Regions from separate parts of the Mus musculus genome. Here region 1 is linked to region 2. The links are chromatin loops, found by intact Hi-C in ENCODE. Cell type or tissue: heart. All regions are shown on one strand. Links, peaks and the distances in the headings refer to the core of each region. The heading gives the core; the rest is flanking DNA.

Region 1 (15,283 bases), core at 3,970-11,969, 380 kb before region 2:
AGTGGGGAAAAGCCTTGAAGATATGGGCACAGGGGAAAAATTCCTGAACAGAACAGCAATGGCTTGTACTGTAAGATCGAGAATTGACAAATGGGACCTAATGAAACTCCAAAGTTTCTGCAAGGCAAAAGACACTGTCAATAAGACAAAAAGACCACCAACAGATTGGGAAAGGATCTTTACCTATCCTAAATCAGATAGGGGACTAATATCCAACATATATAAAGAACTCAAGAAGGTGGACTTCAGAAAAATCAAATAACCCCATTAAAAAATGGGGCTCAGAACTGAACAAAGAATTCTCACCTGAGGAATACCGAATGGCAGAGAAACACCTGAAAAAATGTTCAACATCCTTAATCATCAGGGAAATGCAAATCAAAACAACCCTGAGATTCCACCTCACACCAGTCAGAATGGCAAAGATCAAAAATTCAGGTGACAGCAGATGCTGGCATGGATGTGGAGAAAGAGGAACACTCCTCCATTGTTGGTGGGAGTGCAGGCTTGTACAACCACTCTGGAAATCAGTCTGGCGGTTCCTCAGAAAATTGGACATAGTACTACCGGAGGATCCAGCAATACCTCTCCTGGGCATATATCCAGAAGATGCCCCAACTGGTAAGAAGGACACATGCTCCACTATGTTCATAGCAGCCTTATTTATAATAGCCAGAAGCTGGAAAGAACCTAGATGCCCCTCAACAGAGGAATGGATACAGAAAAGGTGGTACATCTACACAATGGAGTACTACTCAGCTATTAAAAAGAATGAATTTATGAAATTCCTAGCCAAATGGATGGACCTGGAGGGCATCATCCTGAGTGAGGTAACACATTCACAAAGAAACTCACACAATATGTACTCACTGATAAGTGGATATTAGCCCCAAACCTAGGATACCCAAGATATAAGATATAATTTGCTAAACACATGAAACTCAAGAAGAATGAAGACTGAAGTGTGGACACTATGCCCCTCCTTAGATTTGGGAACAAAACACCCATGGAAGGAGTTACAGAGACAAAGTTTGGAGCTGAGATGAAAGGATGGACCATGTAGAGACTGCCATATCCAGGGATCCACCCCATAATCAGCATCCAAACGCTGACACCATTGAATACACTAGCAAGATTTTATCGAAAGGACCCAAATGTAGCTGTCTCTTGTGAGACTATGCTGGGGCCTAGCAAACACAGAAGTGGATGCTCACAGTCAGCTAATGGATGGATCATAGGGCTCCCAATGGAGGAGCTAGAGAAAGTAGCCAAGGAGCTAAAGGGATCTGCAACCCTATAGGTGGAACAACATTATGAACTAACCAGTACCCCAGAGCTCTTGACTCTAGCTGCATATATATCAAAAGATGGCCTAGTCGGCCATCACTGGAAAGAGAGGCCCATTGGACTTGCAAACTTTATATGCCCCAGTACAGGGGAACACCAGGGCCAAAAAGGGGGAGTGGGTGGGCAGGGGAGTGGGGGTGGGTGGATATGGGGGACTTTTGGTATAGCATTGGAAATGTAAATGAGCTAAATACCTAATAAAAAATGGAAAAAAAAAAAGAATTGCATTGCTTTTATTTCAATCTCCCATTCCTGTTTTCCCATTGTAGTAAATCCACTGAAAGAGTAAGTCAGCCTTGACGTCTATCTGCCTGACATTGGCCTCCCTGCAACCCTCTAGAGAAACATTCCCCAGGGTGACAGTATCCATGGGTGTAGGAAGAAGGAATGGGATGGGTCAAGTTTGGAGTTTGTTCCCATTGTGTTGTGGGAGCTGCTTTAGGGAGCACCAGGTCATGAAAATGGGAATTGTTTGAAAGAATCTGTGGTTCACTCAAATCACACAGTTATTATCAAGTATTGATTTTGAATATAGAGAAAAGAGATTTTTGTGAATAGAGAAAAGAGCAAACCATGCCCTTTTCCACTTAAGAATCAAATGTAGAATTCAAAGAGAAATCACCCTCTCTGCAAAGAAGTCAGACACTGGGGTACAACAGAGAGTACTGAGCATAAAACATCATTTAGTGCTGACATTGATCTTATATTATCAGGTATTGATCTTTCCATCCACAAAGGAGGAATAAAGGTTCAAATACATACATAACATATCTAAAGCCTCATAACTGTCAAGTAGATTGGTCCCAATTTAGACCTAGTCATATCTAAATCACAAGTGTTCTCAGAGCCTTCCAAAGCAGGGGCCAATGAGTTTTCCTTGAAGGGCGAAATAGTAAAAATGTTAGGTTTTGAAACTGGAAAGATAAAGAATTTTGCTATATACTTAGATATTTATGAAAGTGAAAATAGTTAGAAATATAGCCATGTTCAGCTCGCAGACCACACAGCCGGTGACCAGGCAGGAATTTTCCTACAGATCATAGCTTGTTGACCAGATTCCAGGACAATGTCACCCTTCTTTCTGAAGACTACTGCTTAGATACAGATAGGAATATGGACATAAGTATAGCATTATAGAGCACACACACACACACACACACACACACACACACACACACACACACAATCACACACATACACACACACACAATCACACTGTATATCTACAACCAAGTATACCTTGGACTGAATTCTAGTATCTGTGTCCATGTCTTCTCATTTACACCAGGGTGTGGTGATCTCTTTGAAGACTGGGTGAGCTGAGCCAACCTTGCTTCTTTAGAGAGCACTACTCAGATGGTTTCTGTAAGTCTACTAATGACAGTGTTAGAACAGATGCAATCCATCATAGCTAATCAAGGAGAGTCTATGCATATTTCTTTCATCCACACCACTCATTCTGTGTCAGGAAGACACACAATGTTGCTCTTTGAAGTGGTTTTGGGGAAGGCCCAAAATTGTGCAGGTAGATAGATTTCTAGGCAACATACACACATCCTGAACACTGTGAAACAAAATACCCTGGTGCTCAGTTAACTGTGTCAGAGTCTGAAAGAGCCATTGCTTTAGTGTTCATTATCAACTTCTTTTTGAGAAAACATGGTGATCATAAGTGTATATTTATATATATGGCCTGTAGCTATACCTGGGACACCAACTCAGATGCTATGTGTAAAGCCATTGGTCATGCCAATCTCCAATGTTAAGTTATTTTACTATCTTCAGTTGTTAGATGGGTCATCTGAGGCATAGAATGGTAAGTGATCTGCTTGCAGTAACATAATTAGAAAGTAGGACAATGAGATCCAAACCAGGTAAGTTGGTTGCAGAACCTGTTGTTTATCATGTTGGGTTCCTTTGTCACTTGTGACTTCCCCAGAGGGTTTGCATAATAGACTATAAACTGGGATAGAGGTTTCTCAACCCTGGACCTGAAACCTTTGGTGGATCTGTTGTATATATTTCCTCCCTAGAATAGTAAGCCTTGCAAACAAACAGGCTACATCATATGCTTAGAACACCACATGCTGTTCTAATTGGGTGAAAAGGATAAGCTACTATAGCTGCGAGCATCCTCACCGCATCATTGCATTCTTCTGGAGAAGAGCTCTCTATATGTGCTATGCTACTGATCTTGGTGATGTCTTTGGAGGGTTAAGGGAACTTGTTGGCTATTTAAAGGAGAGCATCCATCCTGGCAAGAAGACTGGAGACTGGGACCACGTCCTGAGTGTGTGGTCCAACCTGAGTGTGGAGAATAGAACTAGGGGCTAGCAGTTTCTACAAGTACACTACAGTGACATTTACTGAGGTGTCAAACAGAATGGGTAAGGCCCTAACAGTCACAGGTCCACTGTCAGGGAAGCTACTGCTGCCATCTTTCTTTATTCGGAAAATGGAGTGTCACAAGTCCAGAAAAATTGAGTTACATTCCCTAAAATAATCTCAAGTTTGAAAACAGAAAGTGTGTTCACAGGTCCATTGCAAACTCATTTAGCAGGAGGAATCTGACCCAAACTGGTATAAGATGACAAACATAGAATAGTCTTTCTTTATTCCACTCTACGAATACACAATGATTTCTGCTGCAACATATTAAGACATTTGATTCCAGTATGTTATTCCAGGCTTTGCAGATGTGCTTAAACAACATACCATATGTATCCTATATTTCCTTTCTTAAGTAATAAAAACAGTTGTTCATTGCAAAATTCACCTGGCCCCAACAGTTTTGGATAAGGGAGAGTGGACTTATGCTAACTACCTCATTAGGTTTTTATGTAGATTAAGCAGGATAAAATATGGGAAGGGCTTACCAGAGTTGTAGGCACATTATAAATCAGCAGTACATATTGTGTTTCCAAAGCAGCTCTTTGCTTATGAATTAGGTTGTCCAGTTGAGCAGTTTTGCTCTGTGAGACCATCACTGTGTGACATTGTTTAAGCGTTTCACTGTTGCCTTTAGGAGGTGTCAGGGGGGTGGTGGTTATGGCTCTCTGTATGTTAATACTGGTGTCTTGGTGGTTTTCAAAAAATCTCAGTGGAAAGGTTTATTTGGGGGTCATTGAAGCTTCAATTCTCCGTTCCAGAGGTCTTTAAAGGATCTGATGAATGAAATGTGCAGAGCTTGTAGTTTTCAGTGCACTGCTGGGAGCAGCAAGCTCGCAAGTAAGAAGATGCCGGATCCCTTTTCCTGGTCATGCATAGTAATAGGATACCCTCAATTGATGAGATTGTCCCAAGCTCACAAATAAAATCTAAATAAATCTATGCTGTAAGGAGGAGGAACTGAAACATTGCTCTGTAAATGAGGAAATGAAAATCTACAAAGAACAAAACAAAACAAAAGAACAACAATAATAATAACAACAACAACAACCACACCCTCTCCAATATGGACTTGCTTCATACTGGAATGGGAAGTTTTATAGAAATATTAGACTCTACTTGTTAGCCTGTGAGGGACGTGAGTTTCTCTTGAGGCTATTGTGAATTCCTTGAATCTGGTTTCCCTTAGATGACCCTGATGGACCGCCTAACTCCGATTCTGAGACCTGGAGAAGAAAAAGACCTCTCCAGGGGAACAGGGAGGGAACAGAGAGGATTCATCTGGCTTTCTAGGGCTTGTTCACCTCTTTGTCTTAGACACACCTTAGCTTGGACCCTTTATGAGGAAAAGGTGCTGCTTTTGTTTACTTTAGAAGCTGAAAAGGCCGACGTCGAGTGGACACACCCTTCCAATGCCTTCTGCTTCCCCAGAGTGGGATGAATGACATCGCACGGTCGGAGTGTGTATCCAGTAAGTGTAGAGGAAAGCAAAAGCACAAAGTCAGCTTGCTTCATAACACCCACTCTTCCGGAAACTAACCCGGTCCCCAGATACAATCTAATTACAACCTAGTTACCTCCCAGTGATACCCACTTCCTCCCACTTCTCGGCACCATGACAGTGGGAACAAGTCTTTGGTGTCAAATCATATATAAACCATAACTCTCTAGGACGATTCTCTATCAGGTGGTGGCTTTGAGGCCTGAACTAAGCTCTTGCCAGCCTCATATTCCATTCCACACTCGCTTAGGTGGCCACGAGTTGGGGAAATATTTGAGTTGATCTGTCTTTCCCCTGTGATAAAGTGATGCGTCTGTGTTTAACATGTGAGTAAGGAACAGCTTGACATCATTCAGAGAATGTGAGGATGCATTTATATTTCTGCTAATGCATGCTGACCTTTTGTGATAGAAGGGATTTAAGAAAATAGGCGCCGAACCGTCCCTCCTTCATTAAAGTTGTAAGGGAGTTAATAGAAGTAGAAGACCATCTTACTAGGAGTAATGTCTAAGCACATGTTGGAGTCAAAACAATGATGGGCTCTTTAAAGTAAGTCCCCAGAGTTAACTGGATTGTTTTCCCCAGGTAGAGTAGAAATGGTGGTTTTATTTTCCTTGTAGTGCAAGACTATTTTCTATTTACCAGGAAAAACAATTGCTCTCTGCAAACAGTTATGATCTAGACAGAGAAGAGCAGAGAGAATCTGGCTGTATAAGCCCTGTGCTGTGCCCCCACCATCTCCATTTAGATGATGTTTGGGACCAGGTAGGAGGAAAAACAATCAGGATACAGGGACACTGAAGGACAATTGTCTTCATGGAGGCCTTCCTCTCCTAACCAGCTTTCCTTGATTGAGACTCTTCTGGATTTGAGAAGGCTTCCTGTTTTGTAGTTTGCTGTAGAATGGCTTAGAAACCTTCACCCCCTGGAGGAAAGAATACTGTCAATGGTCTTGTTTTTGATGACTGTAAAAAGAAATAGCATATTTTATCCAAAGGACCCCTTCCTCCTTCCCCTGAAAAAATGACAGGGCAGTGAGAAATTCCTAAGTTTCCTTTTGAGGCAGAGTGTGCATGCTGTGCAAACATGACTGGATTATATCACCTCTCTGAGCCTTCTTTCCCTCCAGAGTTAAACCAAGATACCTGCCTTGGTGTGGCTGCAGCTCTCAGAATCCCTTAGACTTAGCTTTCCTATTTTTCAAGCACAGAAAATTATCACAGAAAATATCATCTTGCCACTGATTGTGTGATCTTCATGACTTCATCGGTGCGGACAGACAAAACGTCAGCTACAGCTGAAACAGAACAGGCAGGATCTTTGGCAGTGTTGTGTCCCCTTCCTTGAAGCCTCCAGTGGAGATCAGCTTTCAAACAAACTGCACCCTTGTGTCAGGAAGGAGGCGGGACAGGGTGGCGCAGCAGCATGAAGCAGAACCTTTATTCAGGGTGTGAGCTCCTGTTTCCTGGGACAGGGAGTGTGTTGTCCTTGGGAAATTCTGCCTCGAGTGTTTGCCTGTGTCATCACTTGAGTACAGAAAAGAAGAGTGGGATGTCTATAAGCAACTTCTTCCCTCTAGTCTTCCATGCGTCCTTTCTACCAGAGACTCCTCCACCTCTGTGGCATCTGACTCGATTGTTTTGGGGGGACCGGGTCAGCTTGCATACTTGGGAGCACAGACAGGACACACCAAAGAGTTATCACACACCTTTATCTGTCTGAGTTGGATGAGACCCTCACCAAGCATCCACCCCTCTTAACCACATCCTTGAGCCACCTAAACAGATTCCACTCTACATCACTGGAGGCCATTAGAATATTGTGGCCAGGCCTTTGTTTCTTTTTTTCTACTAGTTCACCTATCCACCCACTCCCTCACCTCAAATATGGCTTTTTGAAAACATAGGAGAAATCTTTATTCATTTATTTTTTATCTAGTTCCAAGCCTTGGCATATAAAAAGCAATCAGTAAGTTTCTTTGTATGACATCAGTATTAAGGGATATAGTTAATACCTTTTGGGATTCTCCCCGCCCTTTAACCTTCGCCATGTAACTGAGAATAACCATGTCTTGACAACAGGGGTAATCTTTTGGCAACTTTGTCTGTGCTGCTTGAGACCCTCAGTCAAGGCCAGGGAGATTCCTCCTAGAGGGTAGACCATAGACCTCCTTAGGGGAATAACAGAGCCGTATGTAAATGACTCTTCTCCCATGGATCAGGAGAACTAATGCCTGCTCAGTCTGTTTAATGCTACCTGTATGCATGCTTTTAGGGCTATTTGATACTACTGGATATCTAATTGATATATCTTCCTGTAGAAGACTGTTTCTCCCAGTCTCAGCATCCCTCAGTTACCGGTAGGTCTTTGGGTAGGGTTGAGGCCCCCTGGTCCTCCTCCCATCCCCATTAACACGTCTATTTTGTCCCTGTTCAGCTCACACTGAGATTTTATGAGTGTTGCTTCTGACATAACCAGGACCCACAATCTCATAGCAAATGATTTTAGGTGAATGCAGTCAGAAGTGGGATCAGATAACCTGGAACTGGAGTTCCAGAGGATTGGGGGCCACTCCGTGGGTGCTGGGAACTGCACCTGGTCTTCCAAACTGCAAAATAGTAAGCACTGCTAACCAGGGAGCCACTTCTCTAGCCCCTTAAGGGACCATTCTAAACAATGCAGGAAACCAAGACTGTGAAAGATGACATAAGATTTCCAGCCTCGATTATATTCACATTCAGTAGTAATAGTTCTCAAAATTCTGAGTGAAACAGAAGGCCCACAAAGAAGTGTGAGATCATGAGAAAAATATTTGTACCTGTTTTATTTATAAACTATTATCTACAGAATGAAAATCATTAACCTATAAATTACAGATTAGAGACAACAGATCAGACCTTAAAGATGTGGTAGTAATACATTAAGTTTCTAAAATAATGTTTTTTAGCTTAAAGGACATTTATTTTTAACTTAAAAGGTGAACTACATTTTAATTAACCTTGTGCCTTTAAACGCAGTCTGCAAGTTCTAGAGAACTCAGTTTTGACTTTGAATTCACCTAATGGAGGGATCAAGAATGTTGGATCCGGAGTGAGCTTCTTTTGAGGACTGTTTGTCAATAACAGCTTTTGCCACAGAGGGCTTTTGTGAGGATTAACCACTGAAAGGTACGCTAAGCCCCATGAACACCGACTTGCAAACAGTGGGACCTAGCTAATTGACTTCTCTCCCACTTTTCTTCTTCTTCTTTACTAGACTACTTCAAAGCAGAAGCTGTTTCAAAAGAGCAGGGGGCAGACAGTGAGGACTAGAGAGGAGAAAGCAGAGGAAGCCCAAATTAGTCCTTGTCGAGTCGAATTTGGTGGTCCGATTCCGATGCAGTTCCGGAATCAGCCACACGATGGCAGCACAAGCATGGTGGCCTTCTAACTATCGAAAGCTTGGGCAATTTAAATTCCCAGTTTTAAAGCTAGGGGCGCTTGGGTGTGTTTGTAGTTGTGCCTGCGAATCAAAGCTGTGCCCATCTTTAATAGTCTCAGCTGAGCTGTAACGCAGATCGACAGGAAAATCTACAAGAGCTTCACGGTCTTTCCCGAAAAATCCCAACAGGAGTTTGATAGTAAAAAAAAAAAAAAAAAAAAAAAAAGAAGAAGAAGAAGAAGAAAAAGGAGAAAAAGCACCTAACTTGGTATTCATTTCTAATGGGGGAGAACGTCCTTAAATCCGCGGCATCTGTTCCGCTGGGTTTGCTGTCAGTGAGCAGGTATTGCGGTTAATGAGCCACCAGCTTGCTGCTCCCAGGGCCAGGCTGGAGCAGTCAGCTGGTGCAGGGATGGGACCTGCAATCAGCAGCTGTGCACCGACATGCCCCGGGACGGAAAATGTGATTTGTGACACAGCAGCTTGGGAATAATAATGAAAACATAATTGCTCCGGGCGGATGGCTCGCTGTCTTTCAATTGCTAAGCTACTTCACCTCACAAGCGGGGAGCTGTGCTTCTCAGCTTTCATTTCTCTGGGACAACCAAAGGCACAGCTCTCGGGTATCCTGCTGCCCTTCTTAATGAATGTTTCCTTGAATCCCTGAGAAGAGCTGCGTTCCCTCCCTGTTCCTCCAACCAGGAAAATCTTTCCTCTGCTCCGACTTCGGCAGTAGCAGCCAGTCTGCTTAAGCAAAGGCCCTAGAGTCATGGCTGTGACTTGTTCTCTGCTGCCTATTAGTATTGTTGGGGTTTGCTTTGCATTCTGGGAATTTTGTTTTTCCTAGCCCATTCGCTTCATTTAGACTTCACACCCACGCCTCTTAAACCATTTCTCATCATGACTTTGGTCTTCAGGAGACTATCGCCTTCGGGACGATTATTGCCTGTGTAGGAATACTGGGATGAATAGAATAGGAATGCTACGATGACCCATGTCTAGAGTTTGCATCTTCCAGTGATGGAGGGCAGAGGACCCTAAGGAAGACCTCGCAGCAGCTTTGGTTTGATCTCCCAATTGGGGAAGTCCAGTCTCCTGGGTGTCATGTTTGGGATCTGAGATCAGTCACTGGGTGATGTGGGTGCTGTACCTCATCCCCGGGGCATCTGCCCTGGAGGGATGGTGTGGGCGGCTGTTGTAGCTCCTCACAGGATGCCCCCTGTGTACACAAACAATTCTACCTCATTTGTGCAGGGTGTTATTGCTGCCATGGGTTCTGGATGGCTGACCCATGACAAGTCGTTCAGTTTTTAAGTTTGGATTGTTTGGGAGTTCAATGCTAAAAGGAAGGGTTGTTCCCGCTAAAGAGGGTTGAAACTTCTTGTTTTCCCTTTCCCAGACTGATCATTTTGAGGCAAATCTCCAGTGGAGAAGAAGGGGAGTCTGCAGTTGCTCCCTGTTGTGGTGAGATTTATGTGGAACACTTTGTATTTATGCTATTTCTCTTTCACTTACTATTGCTTTTTTCTGTCCTGGTTTCTTGAGTTACCTTCCAAATGTACCGTTTTGGGTACTGGTTTTGAATTAACTGCAGTCTAGACTAAAACAAGGCCACCTGGGACCCAGAAATCAGAATGCAAATCCCTTAGTTAACACACACACACACACACACACACACACACACACACACACACACACACTCATACACTGCTGAGTCTATGGAAGGAAAGTTGAGTAGAAGATCAGTCTGAGGAGCTTTAGTCAAATCTCACCCATCGTACAAGTAGCTGGTGGTACGCAAAGGCCAGGCACCATGTTTGCTGGATTCTTTGGGCCCAAATCCCTGTGTATTCATAGGTGTTAGTGTCTAACTCCAATTGTCCCAGAAGCAACAACCACCCACATTTGGGACTGACTTCAAGTAGAAGAGTCAGCAACTGTCACCATGTTTGATTTAAGGAGGGCATTAAGCCTTGGGGTGGCAGTACATTATGTGGGTGGAACGACACTTTCACCTGAAGCTATTTGTCACCGTGGGTTAAGTCAGAGCTTGTAGCAGGATTGGCAGCCCTGGGTAAGTGTCACATGACGGCCACACTATAAGCTGCCCTTGACTGATGACCGACTCTGAGTCACAATCCTGCAAGCACCTCTAAACATCCTATTTAGCCCAGACTTCACAATAGAATCATTTAGAGTTCCCCTCGTAATGATTTTGCTCACACCTTCACCTTAACATTCTGCTTTCCCTGCCCTGAGGATAGAGCTTGAGTGTTCGGAAAGTTTGGCAGGTGGTGTGTAACAGGAGTGGTGTTGGAGAACAATTGATTGATATGGTATCTCTTCACTATCATCCAAGAAAGCTCTCGTTACACACACACACCCCCTAATTTGTGCAAAACGAAAGCAATGAATGCCTTGGAGAAATTGGGACACATCCAGGTTATTATGGACCAAAGGACCAAAGGCAGGTCTGACTCTAGAATTTCAGGTTCCAAGCAAAATGAAACCTGCCAAATTTCTATTCTGAACACCCCAGATTGGTTGGGGGGAAAATTAGGCTTCACCAAGTGGGCATTATGGTGGCCAAAAGCAGACTAAAGGTTTCTTTGGAGTTCCAACTTGATCTTAATAGCTTCGTTGCTTTTGCACAGTTACTTTACTTTCTATAAAATCAGTTCTCCGGGAAGGCAGGTAAGGGCTGTTCATAGCACCCACATGTCCCACATTCCAACTTAGCAGCTAAGCTTGCTGGTTCTTAGACCAACAGACAGAAGCTGGGGTGATTCTATGAGGTTGGACATGGAGGAAGGAGAAGGGGGCTTGCTAGGAGAAATGGTTAAAAATCTGAGGCTCCTGGAAAATCAATTCTGTTTGTATCTTCTATTGTCTTTTTTGCCTTAGGAGAACACAGGCATTAAAGATGGAGGTAGTGGCATGATTATGTTATTTGAGTTCTATACAGCTTCAGTCTCAGGAGTCAATGGATGCTTTCTATGACAGTCAATGAGAAAGTAGCATTTTAGACAAGAGTCCAGATGGTCACTGTCACAAGTACTTTGCTCTATGGTCTCAGAAGAAAGCATGTACAGGCATCAATGAATGGATCCAACAAAAACATTATTTCAAAGGCAGGATGGCTGACCTTGGCTTGTGGGCACAGTTTGCTGAGGCCTTCTCTATTTGGCTGCTACTAAGGGCAAGTTAGACAATTGGAAAATCTACTATCCTTGCTCAATTCAGCTCGAATTATAGGCTGGACTGAATCTTCATCCTGTCTTCCATTTTATAATCTAAAATCACTCATGTAATTCATATCTACAGAGACAGAAAGACAGAGGGCTGACAGGCACACATGTGCACACACACACACACACACACACACACACACACACACACACACACACACACGGATCTTTCCAGTCCTGGATTTGATTTCCAAGTGAGGACTTTGAGGTTGATAACAATTCATAGCTTGTAAGTCCTAAAGTCAGCCAGAATTTGTATGCAGGCCTTTGGGAAACTAAAGCCCAGATTCTCTAGACTATAACAATGTTTCTAAGCAATGCTTTGAAAATAATTTGAGGCCAGTGATCCACGAGTCAGTCTATGCTTTCATTTACTTTCCCTGAATGACTCTTGGACCAAAATACAGATAGGATTAAAATATACCAGGCGAGTGACTTTTTTATTATTAGTAGTAGTATTGCACCTAAGATTGAAGCCTCTGCAGCTGAGCACACTGCCTTGCATCCTGAAGGCAAATGTCAGGAGAGTAATTTCCCTGGGCCCCGCCTTCCCACATCAAGGAAATACTTGGCAGCACATCTAAAGTTTCTTCTTATTTTTGACCTTCCAGCTGTCTCTGTTATCACAGGATCTGGCAAGCACAGGGAGGGTTAGATCCCATTGACACTGGCCCGCTGAAGGCCATAAATGGACTTCCTCCTGCCATTGTCTTTAAATGGCCTTTTCGGAAATATCTACAAGGTCAAAACACACACTGCAGCCCAGACGCCTGCTCTCCCTGCCACTCACTTCCTCTATGTTAAACTTCAGCTAAATGTACCTTTATGTGTCTAATCATTTTTGATATCTGAGGAACGATCCAATAGGTGCTCTTTGTGCTGCCTTTTAGAAGCGGTGGTGCCAAGACCCATGTCGGGTGGATAAAGATACACTGTGCTTAAAGGAACATTGTCTTCCCATCAGCATAGAAGAGCAGATCTATTCAATTATGTTTTCTATGTACAGCATATCTGTACCAGGCTGCTATTCTTTCCCCTGGGATAGCCTAGGTGATCTTGTTTCAAATCTACATCCACGGAAGAGCACAGCTTCAAGACTGCTACAAGTCCCGGTGTGTGCACCAATCGCTTTGGTACAGAGAATAAGCATATTGAGTGGATGAATGAAAATGAAAAGGCCTGGAGCTAGTTCTCAGTGGGTCTTCTATTTACAGACCCAGATATTTTTTGAATATATGACTAAGTTTTGTCACATTTTTCTCTTCCAGTGTGCACAAGCATCCACTGCTTGTAGAATATTTCATAAGGCCACAGAACAACAGCAACTATCTATGACCTGTGGGGTTAATCATTACTGAACAATTCCAACTGAGATATCACACAATGCTTACATATGAGGGGTTATATTTCTTATGCTGTAAATGCCAGTCTTATTGGGTATTCAATTTACAGATATGAAAAAACGACAGAGAGTTGGCCTTAGGAAGCAACCCTGACATATATCAAAGAGGACACAGTGCTCAACCTGCACCAAAGCCTGTTTATTTTGAGACTTGCCCTCTTTTTAAGTTGTATAGACAACAGATGGTTTGAGCATCATCACTAATGAAAACTTCTGACACAGCGTAGGAAGTCAGGTGGGGTCTCTCTTACTATGGCTCTCACCTTTTGAGAAGCGAGATGGAGGGAGGGAAGGATAAAAAGAGTGACCAGGACAGAGGAAAACAGAGGAGGGTACATGGTGTGATGGAAGAACTGAAGAATGTGATAGAGACTCTTGCAAAAGGCAGACATGGTGGCATAATTACAAAACCATTTAAAGTGGGATTAGTGTGACCAGTGTAGGGACTACAACCTCAGAAAAGAGTTTCAGAGAAACAGTTGCTGCAGTCTCAATTCATTGTTCCTCCTTGGTTCAACAACCATTTCCTCAAAGTAGGCTATGCACCACCAAAGGAATGCACCCAGTCTATACCATTAGGAAACTTACAATCTCAGGAAGAGAATTAGAGAACAAAGAAACAAACCCTCAGGAAACATCAGGTAGTCAGAGCCACTGTGTCCAAGTATGTTAACCTTTCTCAGCAGGAGCACCCAGTCCTGAAGCTTAAAGAAGATGTACGTGATGTCTCTTCTATGCAGTGGTCTAAAGTGGCACCAGGTATGAAAAACCCTTGAGATGATTTAAAAGATTAAAGCTAATGAATATCTTTCCATGCATCCTGTGATTCACATGGGAAACTCCAGTTGAAGTAAGCACTCAGGTGTGAAGCTGTGCTCTGGATCCCAAGAATTTAGTCACGTGAAATGAGAGCATGGGGAGAAGGCAGGGCTGCAGATGTTGGAGAGACTTCCGGTTTGGATGCAGAAGTCCAGAGAGGCAAAGCATAGCATAGGACGAGGTAGGGTAAGGAAAAAGTGCAAGAGGCTAGCAGAGGAACAAATTATGCAAAATATTTCACATTAAGAGAAGGCTTGTATTGACAACGTAGCAATAGTTACTAGAGAGCTAGTGGTCTAAGGAAGAAGAGCAGTTAAGATACCATGATGACACTGGTTGGGTGTTATTATGGCTTGTATTTAGAGGGTCTTCCAGGTACTCATGTATTGAAGGTTTCAGAGGTCGGGCTTTGGAAGGCAACGAGGGCTCTGACCTCAATAATGGTTTCACATATGGATAGATTAGTGATTTTATACCATTAGTGGATATGATAGTTCATGAGGAGATGGGTCTAATCAAAAGAAACAGGTTACCTGCTGGGTACACTCTTTGTCCTGATCTTTGCCCCTTTCTCTTTCTCCCTACTTCCATTCTTAACTTCTCTTCTTTCTGACCACCATTCCATCATCAGCTCCCCGTTATCTGCCTCACTGACCCCAAATAAACCCGCCCTCCTCTTAAATAATCTCACCTACGTATTCTATCACAGCAGTAAAAGGTTGATTACCACAGGTGAGTTCATCAACTTTACCAGATACAGTAATGGAGTCACTGGAACTGGATAGGCGACTGTGCATGAGAAAAGGAGGAGACGCCAAAGATAGAAGTGAGACCTTTGAGCAGTGGGTAAGTGAAGGAGATATTTACAAGGAAGGAGAAAAAAGGGACATTTTCGTAAAACAAAATAAAACAAGCAAACAAATAATCTCAACAATTTCATTTTATTGCTACTACAGTAAGTACCTATTTGAATCTGAGCAGCAGAAATATCTTGAGGAGATAGGGTCTAATCAGAAGAAACAAGTCACCAGGGTTTATATACTCTTGGTCCTGCTCCTTGCCTCCCTATTTCTTTCTGTCTCTGTCTCTCTCAAGTTGAGTACCGAATAGATGAATCTGTAGTCTTCAAACACCAAATAAATGTCACAGTGTACCAGA
Region 2 (15,283 bases), core at 4,600-12,599:
GAAGGGGTTTGCAGCCCCATAGGAGGAACAATAATATAAACCAACCAGTACCCCCCCCCCCAGAGCTTCTAGGGTCTAAACTACCAACCAAAGAGGGACCCATGGCTCCAGCTGCATATGTAGGAGAGAATGGCCTTTTCTGTCATCAATGGGAGGAGAGACCCTTTGTCCTGTGAAGGCTCAATGCCCCAGTGTAGGGAAATGCTAGGACCAAGAAGTACGAGTAGGTGGATTGGAGAGCAGGGGGAGGGGATAGGGGTTTTTTGGAGGGGAAACTAAGAAAGGGGATAATATTTGAAATGTAAATAAAGAAAATATAATTTAAAAAAAGAAAAATGTTTTACAAAATGGGAAATTACGGGATTAAGCAATTTAAAGAGTTATCTTAAGGACGCAGATGATCAAGAGTATTCAAACCTTGCCAGATGTTACAAAGATCACAGATTGCATGGAATTGATGGATTCGGTGTCACTGAAGTTCTATTGGCTGCTAAGAATTTACATGCAGAGAAAATCTTAATAGAATGGGAGATAAGCACAAGGAAACACATATGCTAAAATCTCTTAAAGTACAATAAGAAAAGAGAAAAAACATGAAGCAGATAGAATGGAGTAGCATGTCCACACATCATAGAAGGAACTTTTCTTCACCACCATTTGATCGAAATTACTATACCATCACCACTACCACCATGCAAAAAAAAAAAAAAAAAAACCCTACCAGTGTATCACATTAGACAATATAAACACTAATAACTGCAAACATAGCATGTAAATAAAGAAAATATATAGTAAAACTAAAAATAGCTAATGATACTTTAAACTCATCGCATAACCCACCCTTGGATTATATTACATCTTTTCCCCAAAAGAATGGTCTTCTTTCCTTAAACCATATGCTTCTCATTCCTAAGGTGGAGAATAATAATTCTCTATGAGTATTTTTAAATTAGTCAGAGAATTCCCTTAGAGTGACAAACTGTTCATGAACCATCACTATTAGTAGCAACTCGGAAACTACTATTGCGTCTTGGTCTCTTGCATATGCCATCTCAGTCTTTGACTGAATGGTTGTTAACTGACAAGTATGGGTTAATACCATTTCTAAAGACAATATAAAATATTATTAAAACATCAGTCCTGAAGTTACTCTGAATTCATGTTAACACATGAAGCAATATCCCTTCATAGAAGACTATATATAACTCACATCTGTGTGGCAGTACATGCAGTATGGAGTGCTTTCTTGGGCAATATTTCATTTGCTGTTCATTCTCTAGAAGGAACAGCTCCCGAGATAACTCCAACTAAAATAACACCGACTTCAAATACTCTAATTAAAGAAACCTAAAATTGTGAGCATTTGCTATAGATAAACTGTAATTGTTGCTCCACTGAGGAAATGAGTGTGGGAAAAACTGGGTCATACATAATGCTTTCCTGATTAAAGTGAGATGATAAAGTGTTGGGCCTCTGCTACTGAGCATGCAGGTGATGTCAGATTGGGTCTTTTAAACTCTGTACTGCATCTTCCTTCCAAACAATGCAAGTGTTCAATCACATGCCAGCTCATCTCAGTGTCTTTGAGAATTGTCAATGACTTCCACAGTAGGTTACTGAGATGTTTATTTCTGTAACTCGTATGTTTACGACAGGTTTGACTATGAGGGAGCCATGCAACACTAGTGATAGTCAAATAGATGCATGGATGAAATTATGGATGATGGATCAGTGGAACAGTAGATAGACAATTAAATACGTAATCTGGCTCCATCTGCTCTTGGTATTTTTTCATAAATCTGTACTGGTCATGGTAACACTGGAATTTGCCAAAGACCTACGCATCTGTGTGGCATGCCCACCTACCATTAACTACCTTCCATAGTCTACTGCCTCGTGAACCTCTCCGCAATTGTATTTGTACTGGTCATCCCCAAACACTGTCTATTAAGATAAAAACAGGTTTCTTCTGTTACTTAGACTTATTATTGTCAGAGCACTTACTCCATTTCTTAAATGAATTTTTATGAATGTATAGGTATGTTTTCTGTTTCCCCTATTGAATTAGGTTCTCACATTACAAAACACTCTATCTATAATACAGTGTTACAACTTCATACTGGTGGCACATTCTAAATTACTGCACAATTAGTGACTTAATTAGCCCAGAGTAAGAGTCCAGCTATCAACCAGACTTTATGATCCTCTTTTATTTATTTCCTGGATGTTGACTCATAAGGCTTTATGTCCAGAGTTTCGTCCTCTTCCCTCAGTCTTCTTAGCCTGCCTCCTCACTTGAGAAATCTTTGCCCTTTCTTTTTTCTTTCTTTCTTTCTTTCTTTCTTTCTTTCTTTCTTTCTTTTTTTTTTTTTTTTTGGTTTTTCGAGACAGTTTCTCTGTATAGCCCTGGCTGTCCTGGAACTCACTCTGTAGACCAGGCTGGCCTCAAACTCAGAAATTTGCCTGCCTCTGCCTCCCAAGTGCTGGGATTAAAGGCGTGCACCACCACGCCCGGCACCTTTGTCCTTTCTTGATGATAGTATTTGGTGTGGATAATTGTCTACTGTTTGTCAAAATTCCAAATACAAGAATTTTCTCCTCCCTCTTCTTCATGAAAATATCATTAATCAAATTTACTCCTAGATAAATGAGCTAAAACACATAGATGGATACATGAGAGGGTAGGTGAATGACAGATGAATAAGTCATAAATTAAAGAACCCTTTCAAAATTTATGATGTTATCTAAACACTTGCAAATGATCTTTATTCCCTCTATGAATTGTACCTCAATGAAAAATAGTTGCCATTATGACAAGACTCCAACTCTGTTCCTCTAAGGACTTTCACAAGTGCCTCTAGTCACCATTCGGAAAGTCTACAGTGCATGTACAAGCCATATTTTACACATTGAGTTGAGTTTGAGAATGACTGACCTATGAATCAAAAACTTCAAAAATGCATTTGAAAATATAAATATCTACTTCACTGTTATACAAATATATGGATGAGAAGATGTGATATCTCATGGTAATGGGTTTTGTTCCAATTACCTACTGCTATACAACAGCCATTCAAAAAATGGTAACTTAAATCAAGAATTATTTATTTATTAACAAGACTTCAACTTAGGCAGGCTTCACAAGGAATGTCTACTCAGTGTGGCATCAGCTAGAGTAGGAGATGTGGGGGACAGGACTAGGCAATCCACATCCAAGAAAATTATTCAGATAATGGTCAGGATAACCCTAGTTGTTACTGAAAGTGTTGTCAGTTATGTTTTCCACAAGAGAGATGTAAACTGTCTTACAATTTAGGACTAGTCAATGAGGAAGTTCTCTGGGACAGCAGGAAGGAGGAAGCACATAAGATAATTCATGCCCTAGTCATAGAAATAAAAAGTATATAATTTCTGTAGTCACTGAATACAGTTACATATTGCTGAGACTCAAGAACAGAAAACATGGAACAGTTTTGAATGTAGGAGGCGTATGTGTAAAATGTCTATGAAATGCGGGATACTCTAGACAAAAATCTTTGGAAAAACAAAATCTACCTCAGGCTTTCTAAAAATCACACTATTGAGATGTGCATACCCACCTGGTCATATAATCCAAGGCAGCTTTAGTAGAGCCTCACAGATACCCCTGGTGTCTCTGTCTCTCTGTCTGTCTCTCTGTCTCTCTGTCTCTCTGTCTCTCTGTCTCTCTCTGTCTCTCTGTCTGTCTCTCTGTCTCTCTGTCTCTCTCTCTCTGTCTCTCTGTCTCTCTCTCCTTTCCTCCTAAAAAAGGAAATAACAGATGATTATTTGTTAGTCTAGATTTTTCTCAGTTTAACCAAATTCTACCTAGTGCTTGCAATCTGCCATGTGTTTTGGATTTACATATTAATATACAGAATACTTTTATCATCCTTGAAAGGGGGACAAAGATATATCCTGTATTCTTTTTAGGATTACAATGAATGAATCAAAAGGAGGAGGAGGAGAAGGAAAGGGGAGGGAAGGAGGAAGAGGACCAGCAGGAGGAAGACAGTTAAGGAAAGCACAGGAGCTCACTTAGAAGTAATACAGCATGGCTCTCCCCACCCTCTGAAACTTTGATCAAGAAAGGTAACCTTGAAGTACTGTGGTGTTTTCCCGCTCTCTAACACTGCAAGTGCAATCCGTAAAAGCAGAATATGAGAAGCGCAAATGTAAAGTAGAAGTATAAATACTCAGTGCAATGGAAAGAAGAGAAAACTTTTAATCATGCCTTGAAGAGTACTATAGAAGATAGTTGTTCGTATGCTGTGCACAACCAATGCATATGTGTTTCCATATACTCATCAAACAAAACAAAACGAAACAAACATACAAAAAATAAATGACTCCCTCTCCTCTCCTTGGTAGCACCTAGTGTTCTTAAACTCTTCACTTAACCTCAAAGCTCGTGTTTGGTCATTTATTGCTACATCTAATAAATGTGAATGACATACATCATGTCAACCTTGTGCTGGATGCCCAAGGGCCATAATGAACAAGGCAGACATTATCCCTGTTCTTCTACATCTTAATATCCAGGAGCAGACAGGTATTCAGAAACAAATCAAGGTTTTGCTTTTCATAACCTTTGTTCTATATGTTTGATTTGTCATAAAATCTGTTCAACAGCAGCAACTGGGTGTTATGAAGACAATGGTAAATTCTCCAAGGAGTTCTCAGCAGGTGCTGTTGTTTTGTTTGTTTGTTTAAGGCAACTCCGTGTCTCTGGTAAGAAGCAGGTTTGATATCATACTAGCTGGCAGTTTACAACCGTGCCTTTCTTCCCTTTTCGATGTTCCATAGAAAAGGCTGCAGATTCTGGATTCTCATTCTGCAGCCTTCCTCAACCACGAGGAAAAGCCATCTTACTCAGTTCCAGGCAAGAAGATGTTGAAGGCCCATTTTCAAGAGTCCTTAAGGGAATGCTTTTTACATGTCAAATGGATATGAGTAAGAAAAAGTGCAGTCTACCTGGGCCTCTCGGTTTCCTAAGCTTGAATTCAGCTGGCCATGGGAGATTGCCCAGTCTGTGGCGATGAATGAAATGAGGGAGAATTACATCAGTATTAGTTTACTTCCCTGATAGTCTTGAGCCACAGAGTAAGACACACCAATCATTTTGCTACATAAAAGAATTGTGTCTGAACTATTTCCCTTTGGCTATTGTGTTACTTGGTACTTACATGTTACTTGGTGATAGGTTTTTGTGGTGGTAGTACTGATGGTGGTCGTGACGGTGGTGCAAGTGGGAGTGGTATTGTTGAGTCTTGATTCAGAAATCAGGAGGGTATTGAAGTATTCATGGGTTGTATCATTTTGATAACCAGGCACTATTGGGTGATAACACTGATTTCCAGTGTAAGCCAAGAATTTGCAGGAAGTTCAGGATGCCTTTTTCTTTTCTTCTCTTCTCTTCTTTTCTCTTCTCTTCTCTTTTCTTTCTTTCTTTGTTTTTTTTTTGTTTGTTTTTTTGTTTTTTAATGAACATTAGGACCTCATGAGTGGATAAGCACAGGCAACTGAAATTTTTGTTCTCTATAGGGTCCTCCTAAATTCTTAAATTTTCATTGCTTCAGGACTTGCATTTTCACAGGAATTAAACAATGGATATAAAAGAAGAGAGATAAACAATCACACCCAGAGTGACTTCCCACTCTTCATTGTCTCATGCAAAGGAAAGAAATTCTTTGGGTGAGTTCCTTCCAAAGCAAACATCCTGAGCACCTAGGCATCCCACTTGTGGATCACAGTAGCCAGCAGGATGACTCACTGGTATTCATGGAACTCCCTGTTGCCAGTGAATTACACTGAGAAGTTTCTAGGCAGCCACATTGCTGGCGATGAAGAGGTCGGGGGCTAGGAGTTGCCCAAATGGGTCACTTTCTAGAATGGTTCTTGATATACTGAGAACTGGGATCTTGGTATTCTAACAGGATCTTTTCTACCGGTAGCATATGCACTTATAGAGCGAGGGAATTAAAATGCAGTGGGTTAAGTTGAAAGCTTAATGCCATGCCATCTGCAAAAACTCAATACTTTTCAAGCTTATATACCCTGCACTCTATCTAAACTACTTGTCCTGCCATCTGCTTTTGTTCTGTAAATAACTATTCCCAATCCAACTGCCTACTGAACAACTAGCCAATGATTCAGTTAATAATTATAAACCTTAACAATCCAGCAAGCAACCACATACAAAGGAACTAGATATCACTTGTCTGAATATTTGATAGTCATGCAAGACCGAAAATGGGCCTTCTGGAACAACAGTCATGTTGGGAACTGTTGGGGAAGGGGCAGGGTGGGGTGGATTGGTGGGTTTTGAATGAAACGTTGCCTTAACGGTCCCAGTTCAATCTTTCCCACACAAGCTCAAGCCCACATCTCACAGAAGTATTATATCTGTTCACTTCCTTGTACTTCGCTCCAAGAATGAGTGAGTCATGGTTTAAGGACAAATTCTTAACATAGGTGCTACAGGCAAACAAAGGAAAACCAAACGCCTCATTCTTCTATTTCTCCTTTAAAAGGAAACTCATGCTGGAGGCATTTGGGTAACATTCCTTTTATATAACAGCACGAACTTCATCTGAAGGAAGAAACAGTGCAGCTGTAGAAACGGGTAGGTGTGGGATTGCTCTTCTCTCACCTATGACCCTTCCTGGCCGTATCTTAATGTAATACCACAAGTTCTGGGCCAGCACTGAATGTGAAGGTGGGACATGGAAAAAGGACATACAGAAGAGGCAGCATGCTTGTCCTGTGTTAGGACATGATGAGGCAGGCTCTTTAAATGCATGGGTGGCTCAGATAGATGGGCTGGGGTTATATCCTGTTCTGATGTTTATTGGCTGTGTGATTCTGGCAATGTAGTAGAGGACTGCTGTGAGTTATCACACCGTTGGAAAAATCAGGATTATATCAAAAGTTAATAGATAATTTATGTTCAGCTGTGTCTGATACACATAGATTCACTGAACCCTGTAGAGTTCAGTGCTGGCTTCTTCTTCAAGACGAGAAACTGATTTTCTTTGTTTTAGGTTTTTGGTTTTGTTGTTGTTTGTTTGTTGTTTTGTTTGGCTTTCATTTTGCCCTGTATTTGAGACTGAAGAAGAACTTACAGGAATGTTCTAGAAACAGGAGAAATTAACTTGTCTCAACAATAGCTCAGATGTGAGACCTCAGAGCTAACCACACATTAACTGCTTTGTGGTCAGATTAAAAAAAAAAGCATGCAGGCCATCTTTACTCCTAATAATTTCTGCATCTCAGAATATGAAAAACTTTTATGTAATATCTTAGATAGTTTCTATTAATCTATTAATCTATCAATGTCCTGAATAGATTTGGTGGTTGCTCTTTGGAACCATTTCACACTGGTAGTGTATCAGATGGCACTCAGAAACATAGGCAGGCAGTGCTTAAATGAAAGAGGTTCCATTCTTCTCTTGTAGAACAGCATTGTCTCCTTCCAGCCAGATCACCATCATTAATTTTATTTAACAGTCTTTTTGAAGAGACATTTTTTTCACTCGTACTATTTCTACTGTGCCACTTCCTGTGTCAGGACATTCGTCCTTTGTGTGTAACTGTTCTCTATGTCCCCTGCTTTGCTTTCTGAGTTTGCTCCCCACATCTGAACTGGAATCACTCCCTTATTGGCTGTGAGGTGCTATCTCCTAGCAACATCAGAAGCTACACTCAAAAGATCTAACCAACCTGACTGTCCAATGTGAAATGAACAAGGATGGACAAAGATGATAGCAATGGACTTTCAAAGTGGATGGAGTCCCTGAGGTCTCTGCCCTAAACAAGGAACTATTGATAAGTGAGCAAAGCTAGGAGTGGGAGAGATGATCTTTCTCAGGGAAGAACACACTAATTGGTTATCCAACACCAACTGATCAACCTTAAAAGCATAAGTAAAAGGAACATTATATAGTCTGAAGAGGTTATATTTAGGAATATTTATGCATATATGTGTATATGTATAAATGTTTATGTGGGTATGTATATGTGTATATTTATATATCTGTATATGTATATTTAGGAATATGTATATGTATATATGCATACATACCTGCATGCAACAACAATTAAGGAAAAAAGAGGTCATGAATTTAAAGGAGAGTGAGGATTTGGAAGGAGAAATGTTATAATTGTATTACAATCTCAAAAAATTCCAAACATAATATTTATTCATAGAAAAAAACAATAAAGACAATTTACACAATATGTTCCTCACAATATGCTATACATTTGTAATCAGTGGATTCTGATGACAAATAATTATCTTTCCACTAATTCCTAGATTTAATTTCTATTTTTAACTTATGATTTCTCCATTTTTCCAATAGTCAACTTGAAAAAAAAATCCTGCTTACTTCATTTATTGGATGTCTAGTTTTCTGGGTTTTCAGAAAATAATAACATTATAATTTTTCACTTAGGAGAATTTTTCATATAGTTGTTTTTGCTTTGCTTTGGACCAAAAACTAGCATTTACAGTTGTCTGTTGGATAAAAGCGAAAAATATCATCTGTCTAAATGTTTTTCACATATTAAGAAAATGTATCTATTTGTTTGTTGTGTACATGTTTGTTTATGTGTGCATGCTTAATACTTACATATGGGTATATACATATTCATGTTTGTGAGGCTGCAGGAGCGACAGGATGCTTGTGGAGCTCAGAGGACAACCTCAAATGTTACCCTTCCCTTCCTCTTGGTTTGAGACGGTTTGCCTGTCTTTCACCCCTGGGTGTGCGTGCAAACCTACGATGATTCTGATGTCTCCTTCTCTTATTTCATTGAGGCAACAATGGTATTATACAAAGCACGTTACCATCCCCAGCTCCACATGGATTCAGGGGATTAGCATTCAGCGGCTCAAACCTGCTTGACAAATGCTTTAACCACTGAGCTGCCTCCTCAGTCCCAGGCAAGCTTATTGAAATCACTGACGTTACACCCCTTAAAATTCTTTTGCCAGATTCTTCTGTCACTTTTTTGTTTGTTTGTTTTTCTGTTTTTCTGTCACATTCTGATTCAGGCAGCTATATAGTTTTTTCTTACATGGATAGGATGATCTTCTATTGGGGGCAGAAAACCCTCTGACGTGTCTTTTTGAATTGTTTACCTTACTCTTACATAACAGGCTCTGACTAGATGCTGTGGATTTTTAATTCTTCCGTTCTTAGTTGATTCAGTCTCTAAGCTTTGCTGTGCAGTCATGAAGTAGCAGTCATTTCACACACACTGCAGAGTTATAAAAATGTATAAAGAGATATACACTGTAAAGACCCAGCAGAGCAGCTCCTACACAGTAGACAATGACCCATTCTAGTGTTTTTCCTTCCTGCCCTCTAAGCTATCTATGTCCCTCTCCCAAGAATGCAATGTTGGGTGTGGAAAAACGTTATCCTAATTGCTATTTACAGCACTTCCAGACAAGAACCTCAGGGTTCCTCTGTATTGTTGATCACTGACCTGTGCATTTGAAAGAGGCTCTAAAGATATAAGATAACATCTAGAGATAGAAAAGAATAACAGCACTGCTTGAGCTTGAGAAATTTGTATGTGAGAAATAGAACAGCTTTGTGTACAGCTCATGAGTCTCTGCCTCGTGAATGGATTAATGCCCTTATTGCAAGAGTCAGTTAGTCATTCAGGGAGGGGTTCCTAGGGGAAGGCTGAGTTTGCTCCCTCACGTGTTTGTACTTTTGCATGGGCTTTTGGCTTCTGCCACGGTATGATACAGCAAGCAGACCCTTACCATATGGCTCCGTGACCTTGGACTTCCCTGCTTACAGAAGTTTAAGAAATGAGTCTCTGTCAACTACAATTACCCAGTTGCAGGCATTCCATTAAGGCAGTACAAAGTGGAATAAAACAAATACTAGTTCCAAACTGGATCAAAGGGTAGCTTATGAAATAATGTAGTCATTGTTCTCTTAGCTTTACTCCAATAAGCCAAGGATGCACTGGTATATCAGAGGTAGGCATGGATTCTTGGATTTCCCCTTTTACACAAAGGAGACAACACAGGCATGAAGTTCCAGGCACCTTGCCCATCTTTTGTAACCTGTTCTTTTTCTCTCTCTGATGGTGACTTCAGATTCAATCTCTGCTGTTCCCTAGCTTAAAGCACTGGGGCGTCCTCAAGGCTCCCTCTCGAAACATGCCAGCAGCAGCTGTGACCCTTCTAAGGATATGGAATCAGTGTTCTGGAAAATGAAGGTGCACACACACACACACACACACACACATGCATGCACGCAACTTAGCAATATCAGAGAAAGTCTTTTGGGAATTTCATTTAATACATTCACTTTCATATTTTTACTCATAACCCATGCTCATTAAATAATACTAAGTTGTTTGTTCTTCTCTCCTTCCCTCATAAATTTCTGAAACGATTTTTTGTTGTTGTTCTTAGGAGACTAAATGCTTCTGTGAAGATAGCACTTAAAAAAAAAAAGTAATGTTGCTTAGTAGCACAAAGTTCATATAATGCATACATTAAAGGAGCCAGCCATTATCTGCATACACCATCACCCTGAGAATCAGAACACTCTAGAAAAACATGGTATCATATGGACTTCTCTCAAGGCAAACCATCACCTCAGAGAACTTAGAGCAGCATCTTCAGCAGTTAGAGGAGTGTAAGCCATTCTGTGCCCATGTTCTGCCCACTTGATCATATTTTTCCCTCCTAGGCTTCCTTAGGTTTTATAGACGTGTAACACAAACATAGAGCAATGGCCTGTACTTCTTCATATTAGAATTGGTAAACCAAGCCACTTCTTATCAGTATTTGAAACAAACAAACAAACAAACAAACAAACAAGAATCCCAAAAGTTTTCAAATTTTGTATACCAATAATCAGTGGTCTCAGACACTCACATGGTCCAAATGGGCATTGCGATCACTTTTGTTCTGTGCAAGGATCAATAATTTTCAGAGGTAAGGCTTATAGATTACTGGTCTTAACCAAACTGAAAGATAATATAAAAAGTCTCTGAAAATGATACCATCAGTTCCTCCCTTTCTTATGTGGACATACATCACTCTGCTCACCAAAGTGTACCTTTTGTCTTGTTGAATCTGGAGTGGCTACTTCACTTACTTTGGTGAGTAAAAGAGAGTAGAAGCAATACTAGTCAGTTCTCAGCTTGATGTGAAGGACGTTGGATAGAGTCTTCCACTATTGAAGTCAAGAGGCTCATAAGAAATCTGAGTAAACTGACATGAGCTGGGTATAAGGAGTTGCAAGCTAGTTCCATGAGACTCCTAAAGAGAAGAAAGGATGATGCACATGTATGTGTTTAAGTTTTCTTCGGATCTTCAAGGACTTCCCAGTCATAGGGTGCAGAGTGACCCACATTATACTCCTTGAAGCAGAAGAGTCCCTTGTTGATGCCAGGCAACCTGGAGAATGGAGAGAAGTATTATCATTTTTGTTTAATTCATTAAGCTTTATGGTATTTTATTGCATAGGAAAGGACACCTGGTGGACATGCAAAAACAAAAAGCAAAAACAAAAACAAAACACCCAAAACAACAAAAAACCAAATAAACAAAAACAAAAAACCTAAAAGACAAAACCAAAAACGTTTTCTACTATTCCATATGTAACCAGCTATTATATCAGGAAGGAATTTGCAGTTCTTAGTCAGCATCGGTCACCTGGAAAGTTTTCTTAACTACACATACTCCATGAAGGCCATCAAAATGCAAAATCCTTAGGCTTAACATTTGCATATTTCAATCTCTGAATAAGTATAATGAGAAACCATTGTAGTAACACACAAAAGTAAAGACTCATTTGCCTAAAGCATCTCCTCTTTAAATATGCAAATTCCTTCTGGGAGTGATAAATCAAGCAGATGGTGGTAGGATTACATCAGTAATCAGATTGTTTTCCTAACTTCAGCTTGTGACAAGAAATGTCTTGGGCAAAGACACTAAATGTGGAGCAGGCATGTACCTGAGCTGAGAGTCGTTGACTGTGGATTACAAAAGATGTTTTTTGATCAGTCTAGAGTCAGCTGAAGTCGATCAGTGCCCAGAAGCAGAAAGGCACGTGCAAGGAGGCCTGTGGAACCTTGAGAAAGATGGGTTATACTTGTTCTGATAGAAAACCATTTTGGAAACTTATTTGTCTTTGGGGCTCACTATCTAGGGGCCTGAGAAATGATTATACAGGTAACTCTAAAAGACAGGAGGAAGGTCAAGCAAGATAACAAGATCTGCCCTAGAAAGCCAGAACATGAAATTGTACTTGGTTACATAAATAGAGTGTCTCTAAAGGTAAGTACAAGAAGAATTAGGATCCAGCACCAAAAAACAAATATGGACCAAGAAGGGCCTATGTGACAAGGAGATGCAAAGTAGGAGAGGCTCCAGTGACTCTCCTGTCCTTCCCCCCCCCCCAGCCTCCCTCAGCAACATCTTTCCCATAGAGCATCCCTCATTGGTTCATCCCCCACCCCCACCCCACCCCCACCCCCGCGCCCTGATGCTCTGAGTCAGCTCTCTCTGAGAACTCTTCACTTTCACTCTTTCCCACTGTCCCAGTACTGAGCCCCACCTGGGGCTTTCATGCCCCCTAAGAGAGGAAGTGAAAGGAATTGCACTTTCTACCTGGCTTGATTTCCTACTGGCAGTGAAAAGAAAAAGAAACCTATGCCCCTAGAAACTTCTTTACTTCCTGTGGTGCTGAGTCAGTGAGAAGAGAGCCCTGCTCTAAGTCTGCGGGGCAAGCAAAGCACTCGACCTACACCATCCTTTACGTGCCATGCCATAGAGTAACTTTCTTGAAATGGGCTGTATGATCCTATACAACAGGTTGAGACACTAAGAGAAAGACGAGTCATTAACTTACCTAGAAATCATGTTAGGAAAATATTGAAGACAGAAGGTAAATTCAGACAAGTTGACCTAAGTCCTCAGATTCTAAGCAGCAAAATATTTCTGCCAATATCTTTTAAAAGCACTGTTCACAGGTCTACTTGGCACCACACAGATGCAGCCTCATTATGCTACCTGCCCTCCAAGTGAAGCAGGGTACAGCCACAGAAAACTCACCTGGGAGAAGTGATTTTTGACACACCACAAGTGATAGCCGCTAACTGGCCAAATTGATGTGACAAAGGGTCTTATTAAAAATTCCTCATCTCAGGCTACAGAAATGGCATGTACCCTTTAAGAAGATCCTTAGGTAACTCGGTGAGTTTGTTAAAATGTAAGAAGCATTAACTAAACTAGTGTGTTCTGGTTATACAAATCTGGTCCCCCACTGAACTGGATCCAGAATCTAAGCACAATGCTATGCAAATACTTGAATCCCTAAAGCTTTCAAATCTCTCAACAAAAGATCTTTGGAATGAGTAAGACAAAATTAGGGTCTTAGACATGCCAATAAATTAGTAGTAGACTCAAAATAAGTCCTTGTCAAAGACCCAACACCGTCCATTTGGACAACATCCTGAGATAAACTCTACTGTCCCAAGATACCAGAGCTGTTAGGTGCTGTGGAGTATTCTATGGTAAAAGAACAAGCACTGGCTGGATGGTGGTGGCCCACGCCTTTAATCCCAGCACTCGGGAGGCAGAGGCAGGCAGATTTCTGAGTTCAAGGCCAGCCTGGGCTACAAAGTGAGTTCCAGGACAGCCAGGGCTATACAGAGAAACCCTGTCTCAAAAAAAACAAAAAAACAAAAAAACAAAACAAAACAAAACGAAAAACAAGCACTACTTTCAGACTCCTGATCCTTCAGGGAAGGCAGACAATTACACAACACCAAGACTGAGTAGATACAGGAGGCAGGAAGAGAGCAGATGATCACCAGAAGAGACCCCTGGTCCTCTGGCTTCCTAACCTATTCACCACCAATTTCTAAACTTGACTATACAAAAATTATAATAATCAACTAAGAAATATTAAAACCTAACCAAACAGCTCTGCAGATGAGACCAGGATATTGTGTGTGTGTGTGTGTGTGTGTGTGTGTGTGTGTGTGTGTGTGTGTGTGTGTTTCCACTCTGCTTTATGCGATCCTAATACAAAGCAAGTGTTAGGGTGAAAACCTGCCATTCTACTGTTCTCAGACCTGATTCTAGCAGGGGTGGGGCACGTTTTATACAAGGCATTCTCCATCCACAACCATTATGTAACTTAGTTCACGTGTCAGCCCTGTAAAATAGAAAATAACAAGAGCGAGGTATTTAGTCCATTTAATAAGTAGACAAAACCTGAACCCTAGGGAGGTAAAGTCGCAAGCCCATACTGAAAGCTCTTGGCCACGTGTCTTGTGACTTGCCCTATGTTGGTTGGAGTGGGCATGCACGTATCTGGAGCAGGATGAAAGGCAAGGACAAGCTTTGCTCTGTGCTTTCTGCTCCTCTCTGGCCTAACGGGTGGGAAGGACTTCACTAACAGGTGTTGGCCTGTTGGAATATCCCTGTTTAGGGATATGACAGTCATGAGCCCTCTGAGGTTCGGCACCTGAGAAAGAGGAAGTAGGAGCAGAGCGTGAATCAGAAGTCATGTGACCAGATACCCTTGAGCAAACTCTGTGAGAAAAGGAAGGCTGCAAATAGCTCAAGCCTTTAAGAATTTTCCTCAAAATCAATCAGGAGTCACATTCTGATCAGAAGGGCAGATAGCAGGTCGTGAGGACTGCGACATTCTGGGGTTTCATTTCTTCTCCATGCAGCCACCACAAGCTGTGTTGGACTGGTGTGAATGGGGCCCCCCTTTTACCTGAGTTTGCTTAAAAAGCAAACACGGAAACATTTGCTAAGCTCCCTTCTCTCCTGTCTCTCAAAGCAGCCCAGGAAGTAAGGTTGGCTAAAAGAGGCCTCCAGCAAACATAAACATAGACAGGAAGGCGTTCAGAGTGGGGGATGGGGAAAAAGGCCTTTCTTCCTTTCTTGAAAGAAAGAAAGAAAGAAAGAAAGAAAGAGAGAGAGAGAAAGAGAGAGAGAGAGAGAGAGAGAGAAAGAAAGAAAGAAAGGAAGGAAGGAAGGAAGGAAGGAAGGAAGAAAGAAAGAAAGAAAGAAAGAAAGAAAGAAAGAAAGAAAGAAAGAAAGAAAGAAAGAAAGAAAGAAAGGGAGGAAGGGAGGAAGGAAGGGAGGAAGGAAGGAAGGAAGAAAATCTCATCACTGTTTTTCTCCCATGCTGTACCTCAGAAATAAACTTATCTACTTGGGAATATGTCCTATGTATATTTCATTCCACTCTTGGCAGAAATAATT

The links. A loop is a pair of places that touch in the nucleus more often than their neighbours do. Peaks named below come from ENCODE experiments on the same cell type or tissue, not always from the same donor. Only the 100,000 strongest peaks of a DNase experiment are listed, where the experiment ranks them.
Region 1: a loop joins it to region 2, with 2.2 times the contacts of the local background. A loop is called at or near these places in 3 of 42 quality-filtered maps.

Annotation. Positions count from the first base shown.
Region 1 is chr15:61,149,071-61,164,353 of GRCm38, forward strand. It overlaps Gm38563 (a long non-coding RNA gene), which reads left to right and starts at 8,087. Exons shown (of 3, transcript XR_875374.2): 1 at 8,087-10,120; 2 at 13,990-14,065. RefSeq lists an enhancer at 8,567-9,661. In heart, for the core only: a CTCF peak has its summit at 8,667 (motif pointing right); a DNase peak (open chromatin) is centred at 8,641; H3K4me3 peaks cover 993 bases; H3K27ac peaks cover 911 bases.
Region 2 is chr15:61,526,473-61,541,755 of GRCm38, forward strand. No RefSeq gene overlaps it. Among named protein-coding and RNA genes, the nearest start is that of Gm24696, 180 kb to the left of the region's middle. In heart, for the core only: no CTCF peak of the experiment used is centred there; no DNase peak of the experiment used is centred there; H3K27ac peaks cover 493 bases.